Linked DNA regions of Homo sapiens: region 2 is linked to region 1. A link is a contact called in ENCODE Hi-C or POLR2A ChIA-PET data. All regions are on one chromosome and are shown on one strand. The core of a region is the stretch at or near the end of the contact, and the rest is flanking DNA. Distances in the headings are between cores, read along the strand shown.

Region 1 (3,159 bases), core at 367-2,866:
TCCCTCACTTTTTAATAAGTGTAACAATGCATTAAAATTATGTTTATTGTGTGTGTGTGTAATTCATCATTGGATTATAGGTCATTGGATTATAGGTCAGATACTTTTTGAGCCCTGAACATCATAGGCTGTCCTTTTCAAGACATCATATAATGTCCTATTCCATCATAAGAATCTTTCTCCAAAATTCCATGAGAATGACCTGAATCTTGATGTCTCATTCTCCAAGACTCAAGAAAGCACATATATTTGCATTCTCAGACTGATAGCAACTGAATGGTTATCATTCAAGGAGAACTTGTGAAAGCCTCCCCTTCCCCAGAAATGTCCACATCAGGAGCTTGGCGTTTAAGAGGTCTCTATGTTCTGGTATCTGAGCTGTCTGAGGGTCACTTTGGATTACAGATTCAGGAGTGAGAGGGACCTGGTAGTGAAGACCGCAGACTAGAGATGCTTGTAAGAATAACAGGGGGAGAGAGATTTCTGAAATTGGTATATGGATTTTTGTAATTAACATTTGCTATATCCCCAGTGTCTAGTATAAGCTCTGACAAATCAGAGACTTTAGAATAAATCCTTGTCGGTTGAATTAAAAAAATCATGAACCCTTTTTGAGCTTTAGCGACAGTATTGCTTTCTACCACTAGATGGTGGTGTAAAACCACTTTCTCTCTCTCTCAGGCACACAAAATGGCCTTCGTTGTTTTCTGGCCTTCCAAGCAGAAGATTCATCTCCCCAGTCTCAGCTTTTCAAATAATCTCAATCTGGATATCACGCGGCCTTTTCTTTCTGAGAAAAGCTTGAAATCTTTCAGATTCATTCTTGAAAGCTGTGATTTTTCCAGCAACACGTCTACTAATATTTGATTCACACTGGGAAGATTTCTATGGCTGTGACATCCAGAATGCAGATACATCTATGGAGCATGGTTGTTGTTGTTTTGGTCAGAGGTGGCAGTGTAGATTAATTAATGGAAAGAAAAGAAACCAGAAATTGTGAGATTTGGATACCAGACTCAACATCTCTGTGCCTTTCCTCAAATTAAAAATATCCAACTTGGCCGGTGATTTTCAAATTGTTCTCTTGTTCCACAATGACCTAAGGAAACTTCAGAGACAAGTCCAGCTGACAAGGTGTGTGCATGTGTGTGCGTGCATTTGCACATGTGTGTGCACATGTGTGTTTGGTGATTGGAGCAAGTATGAAAGGTTCAGTTATGTTGATGCCCCTCCTAGCCCTCACATTTGTGGTTCTAAGTTCTTTCGTTTTCATGATTGAATTTTTCACCCTGGTCTACTTGAGTGCATACTAAGAGATGTGGGGCTCTGGACCAGCCTGAAAGGAGACCCCTGCAGTCTCTGTTCATCTCCAGCACCCTCCTCTTCTCTCTCCTGGTTCTGTCTTTCTACTGTCTTGCTGAGCTCTTGCTGCCTGGCTCAAATAACTCAACACAGCAACAAGAGGTATTTGGAGAAGGGTTGGAGAGACAGAGTTTTCATGGCAGTGCAATTAATTGAAAAAGAAAAGAGCCAGTTCTTATAATGAGCCTGAGTAAGTACATAAACAGAAACTGAATGTCAAGACTCTCAAACAGGAAAGCGTCACCCCAGCAGGCTGTGCACAGAGGCAGGAACAAAGCCCACAGAGGCAGGAACAAAGCCCACAGAGGAAGAAACAAAGCACATAGAGAAGAGGGTCGCAAAGATGGACAGGTGGGACCATGAAGTTAAACAGCTCCACGAGCATGCTTTGAGTGTCTACTATGTGCTGGGCTCTAAGGATATGGAAACAAATGTAAGGAAATCTTAGGAATTGGGAGAGAGGTTCCAAACTAGAGAGCTACCAGGCCCTATTTAAGTGCTTTGACAGTAGGAGGGACAGAGTGCCAGGAAAATTCAGAGAAAAGGTACCAAATTTAGTGTTGGTGGGTTTGGGAGACTCCCTGAAGGAACTAATGCACAGAAAAAAAAAGGAAAGGAAAAGAAAGGAAAGGAAAGGAAAGGAAAGGAAAGGAAAGGAAAGGAAAGGAAAGGAAAGGAAAGGAAAGGAAAGGGAGGGGAGGGGAGGGGAGGGGAGGGGAGGGGAGGGGAGGGGAGGGGAGGGAAGGGGAGGAGAGGGGAGGGAAGGGAGAAGGGTGGGAGGGAGGGAGAAATAAAGAGAGAAAGAAGAAAAGTTTGTATGAGCTTAAAATTGTCTCTCTAATCCTTCTCCAAATACCTCTTTCCTGATGCTGACGTGTTGACTTATTTGGGCCAGGCAGCCAGAGCTCAGGGTGACATTAGAAAGACAGCACCACGGGAGGGAATAGGAAGGTGGTGGGGGTGAGCAGAGACCTGCATTCATTCTTAGCTAAAGGGTTATCTCTTTTCAGGAGAAATTTTTATCAGACTTCTTTAATATATATTTGGTAGTTGGTTTTATACAATTATGTAGTATTAATAGCTACTCTTCGTTAAGTTCTAAGCATAGTTCTAGGCAATTTACATACAATTCCACATTTAATCCTCACAACAATCCCTTGAGCTAGGCAGTAGTATCAAGATCTTTATGTTGAAAACTGTTTTATGGAAAATTTTAAGCTCACACCAACTTTCTTTCCTTCCTTCCTTCCTTCTTTCCTTCCTTCCTTCCTTCTTTCCTTCCTTCCTTCCTTCTTTCTTCCTTTCCTTTCTTTCTCTCTCTCTCTCTTTCTTTCATCTCCATTTTACCCATCACCCAGTATGAAGAGTTATCAACTTGGAGCCAATTGTGTTTCATCTAGGCCCCCCACACTTTCAGATGTCAGTAGTATGTTAAAGCAAATTCCAGATGTCTTGTCATTTTATCTGTACATCACTCAATATGTTAATCTAAAATATAAGGATACTTCGAAAAATGTGAACACGAGTCTACTTTCAGGGAAGGTGGAGTAGCAGGGATTGAATTTATCCTCCTGCCTGAAACAACAACAATAACAACAAAAGAAAAAAAAATACGTGAAAGAGTTTTTGAAGTTTCTAGACATCAGGCAATGAGGGACAGTGACACCTGAAGCAAGCAAGTTGAAGCCATTGCCAGAGCTTATTGCCTTGAGGAAGTCCAGGTGTGACCAGGGAGGAGGAACACAAGAGGAGCCTGATGGACTTCCAGAGCAGGGCTTTGTGAAAATTAATAATTTG
Region 2 (3,445 bases), core at 491-2,990, 120 kb before region 1:
TGTTTCAAACATAAAATAAATGAAAATCAGGCCATCAAAAATAAGAGCCCATATAAATGAAAGAAAAGGGATAAATTATTTCAGAATTAGTTAGAGTATTATACCTGGGCAATAAATTTGGTTACAAGTTTTCTAGCACTAAACTGAAAAGGGAGACACCCAAATTACATGTCAGATGACAATGCATTAGCAGAAACGTTTTTCCCCAGACATGGAACTCAAGTAGAAATTTACTGGGGGAATCACTGTAGCACAAAGCAAACTGGCAGTGGAGTCAGGGGGTCCTGGTTTTACATCTACTGTCTGCCCCCTTCCAGATTGTATGACTTCGGGCCAGGCACTTAAGCTCTCCAGACCTCAGTTTTTCTTCATTTGGAAAATGAGGACTGATCATTATAAGCCCCACAGGGTTATTGTAAGAAGTGTTACTATTACGCTAGTTACATAACAAAAATACTCACTAGTACTATTGCAAGCTTACTGTACCCCAGACATGAAGTTGAGGACTCTAGGTGTAAAATCTCATTTCCCTGTAAATTCCTCCTTGGGAAGGAGGGGACTGAAGTAACTACCCTAAAAGCCCACAGATAGTAGATTGTGTGATTCTTGGTGACCACTAGATCAAAGTTAGTTTCTTTACCTTTGTGTGGACTGGTGAACACCTCCTACCATTACATTTTTACAAAAAGAATAACTGATGCAGCATGATTTCCTGCTTGTATTGTCTGCTCACGACTGCAGGGCATCTTTGGGCTGTATGTGGACCAGTGTAAAGAGGAAATGGCAGATGACACAGACATCCTAACTATCTCAAGAATCACATGAAATATATGTATTTCCACGCCTGCTTTGCTTGTGTACATTTGTTTATATTGGTCAGGTCAAACCACAGCTTCCTCTGACTCAATGTCACTGAATTTTCCCTGGTTACTGGATACAGTAACATATTGCCTAACTTCATCCGGTCACTCTCTGCTTCCAAGGAGATCTTAGTTCCAGATGAGGCATAAGTCATGACAGCATTTTACCATGTTAGTGAATTATAGAAGAGTCAATGGACTGAGCCTGAGGAGACCTGAGTTCAAGTCCAGGTATGCCACTCCTTAGCCATGGGACATAGGGAAGGTCATTCTGAAATCACCATTGATAGAGTGAGTCAGCTGAACTAGTTTAGTCGTTTCCAAATTGCTTCTTTAGAGATCTGTCTCAGAGACTATTACAGCAGGGTAAGGGGAAGATTAAGATGTTTTCAACTCCTAACTTCAATCTAAGCCGCTCCAATTTTATCAGTTTTTGTTTATTGAATGTTGACTTTAATTTGGTTTAAGAAAGGGCTTCTGACCTGTTGAACTATATGATTGCTTACAGTCTGGGTTTAACAATCTCTGGACACACATCTATTCATGGCAGGACTGGCTGCCCTAGATAGGACCTCTGCGTTACAATTTGCCCCTAACAGTAAGGGATAGTAGCTTTCTAAGAGTTAAGGAAGAGACATTCATCTTTCTCTTTGCTAGCTTCTGAAAATAAGTCAAGTATTTCAAATGATATTCTTTCTCTTCAACTACCACAGGAAGACATTGGTTAGAAGGGAGATCAGATGAACTGGGAAATTATTTACTGCTTCCAGCAAATTACTTGGGTGGAGGGGGGTGGGGGAACAAACTCTTTCTCCCCTTTAGCACTGCTGGGAGGAAGTAAACAAAACATTCCATCCGATGTGATTCAGAATTTCCCAGCTGCTAAGCCAATCAGCCTGCTGGAGAACTCTAAATCACTAGCACTTTCCCAAAACATCATCAAAGCACAGTCTTCCCTTGTGAAGAGATAGGAGCCGAGTGGATGGAGAGCCAGGGTCACAGTCAGGAGATCTGGTAGTTGTCTTTCTTCCCCTTCACCTTGGTGGAATCGGGCAAGTCACTCTCTTCTCTTGTCTTGGTGACCAAATCTGTTAAAGGAAGGCTCTGGACTAGATTTGTGTCTTGAAAGTTTCTTCTTGCTGCAACATGGCATGTTCCTCCAAATAACCCGGGAGTCAGACAGAGGGACAGCTCCAAATCCTCTGGCCTTATGTAACACTTTGCAGTATTAAAGTAGAAGTACCTCCCGTGCCGGCCCTGAGACACACTGACCCTCCCCTATTATCCCAAGGTTTACTGGGTGGGTTGTATCCCTCTTAGGCATCTCTTGTTCAGATTGTGTATTTATACCAAATTCTTGATGTTGTGGTTTTCCTCTTGTAGCTGATTTTTTTTTCTCTTTCTACTTCATACTAATGTTTCCAATAATTCAGGGCAATGCTCTTGCCTCCCTGTTTTTTTCTTCAATTTCTTATAAATACCACATGCAAGAGAGTGTGAGTAATAGATTTTAACAACAGCAACAATAAATATGGAATAACAAAGGATTACATTACAGCAAGGCAGATAACATTTTAAACATTTCTATTCTTAAAAATCACAGGCCATTATTATCACAGAGAACCTTTCACCTGCCAAATTGCCTGGCCCCTCTGTGCATCACCTTGTTCCAGAACCTTGCTCATGCTCCTCCTTCCCGTGTCCCCTCCTGGGCAATTCCTAAATACTTAAAATTTTCCAACTTCCTTTTGTAGAGCAATTCAATTTTTTCTTTCCCCTTGATTTTCCTTGGCTCTGCCCAGGGGCAAGTTTTCCACATCTAAGAAGGCCCAAAGTATTTTTGCTAAAGAAAAAAACCAAAACAAATAAACAAATTGAGCAAGAAGTTTCGGTCCTAAGCATATTCTGCCGCTGGTGGTAAAATACTTTGCCACCCCTCCTTGGTGAATGGAGGGAACCTACCCACTAGTCCTCTTTGTCTTTTCTCAGCTTCGTGCTTCCACTGCAGTCTCTATCCCAGTCTTTATTGTTCATATACTCCCTCTTTTGCATTCCCCAGAATTCTTCCCTGCTATTGTTTCAATCCCTTCTAAAATTCTATCAGATAGAGAATTTCCCCCCTTTGCAGAGAAGAATTTTATCTCCCTGAAACCCTCATCTAGCAAATATTCTTCTTTTAAAATTTCCTCTAATATCTATTGCATTTGGAAAAATGAAATGAAAAATTAAAACTAGCTGTTGTGCAGAGTCTAGATTAGAAGTTGCCGCTCTCCAAAATTGCAAAGGAAGGGACCATGTCTACCCTGTCTGTCATATACTCTGGCACTCTGCTGGGTACTTAGCACATAGGAGGTGCTCACTAATATATGTCAGTGAATGAAAGCCAGATTTTTTTTTTTTGGCTAAAAGAAACTCCCACACCTATTTAAACTGATACAGAAGAAATCTTCGATTTGGGAAGTCAGGAGCTGTTAGATGTATGACTACTGCTATCTGTGACTCAAGATTTTATCAGGAATGGGCAACCAAAAGCAAAATGATGAAAACGGGAAGCAAAATTTAATCCTGGTGTATTTTAACTGGTC

What was found. Hi-C counts contacts between places; a loop is a spot of excess contacts on that map. ChIA-PET counts read pairs that join two places held with the same protein, here RNA polymerase II (POLR2A).
Region 2: a loop to region 1 is called in a map of endothelial cell of umbilical vein, with 2.6 times the contacts of the local background. The contact joins two enhancer-like sites. A Hi-C loop is called at or near these places in 1 of 168 maps with a recorded cell type or tissue (endothelial cell of umbilical vein). POLR2A ChIA-PET finds 5 or more read pairs at or near these places in 1 of 52 experiments (GM12878).

What each region holds. Positions count from the first base shown.
Region 1 is chr1:66,444,093-66,447,251 of GRCh38, reverse strand. No RefSeq gene overlaps it. Among named protein-coding and RNA genes, the nearest start is that of SGIP1, 88 kb to the left of the region's middle. RefSeq lists enhancers at 562-611, 622-671. Within about 2 kb of position 1,616, at least 14 of the 41 ENCODE cell types and tissues checked have a DNase peak (open chromatin) inside an H3K27ac peak, as active enhancers do; they include endothelial cell of umbilical vein, where a contact is called at or near this core.
Region 2 is chr1:66,561,911-66,565,355 of GRCh38, reverse strand. All of the region lies in intron 1 of SGIP1 (SH3GL interacting endocytic adaptor 1), which reads right to left. Among named protein-coding and RNA genes, the nearest start is that of SGIP1, 29 kb to the right of the region's middle. Within about 2 kb of position 1,740, at least 12 of the 41 ENCODE cell types and tissues checked have a DNase peak (open chromatin) inside an H3K27ac peak, as active enhancers do; they include endothelial cell of umbilical vein, where a contact is called at or near this core.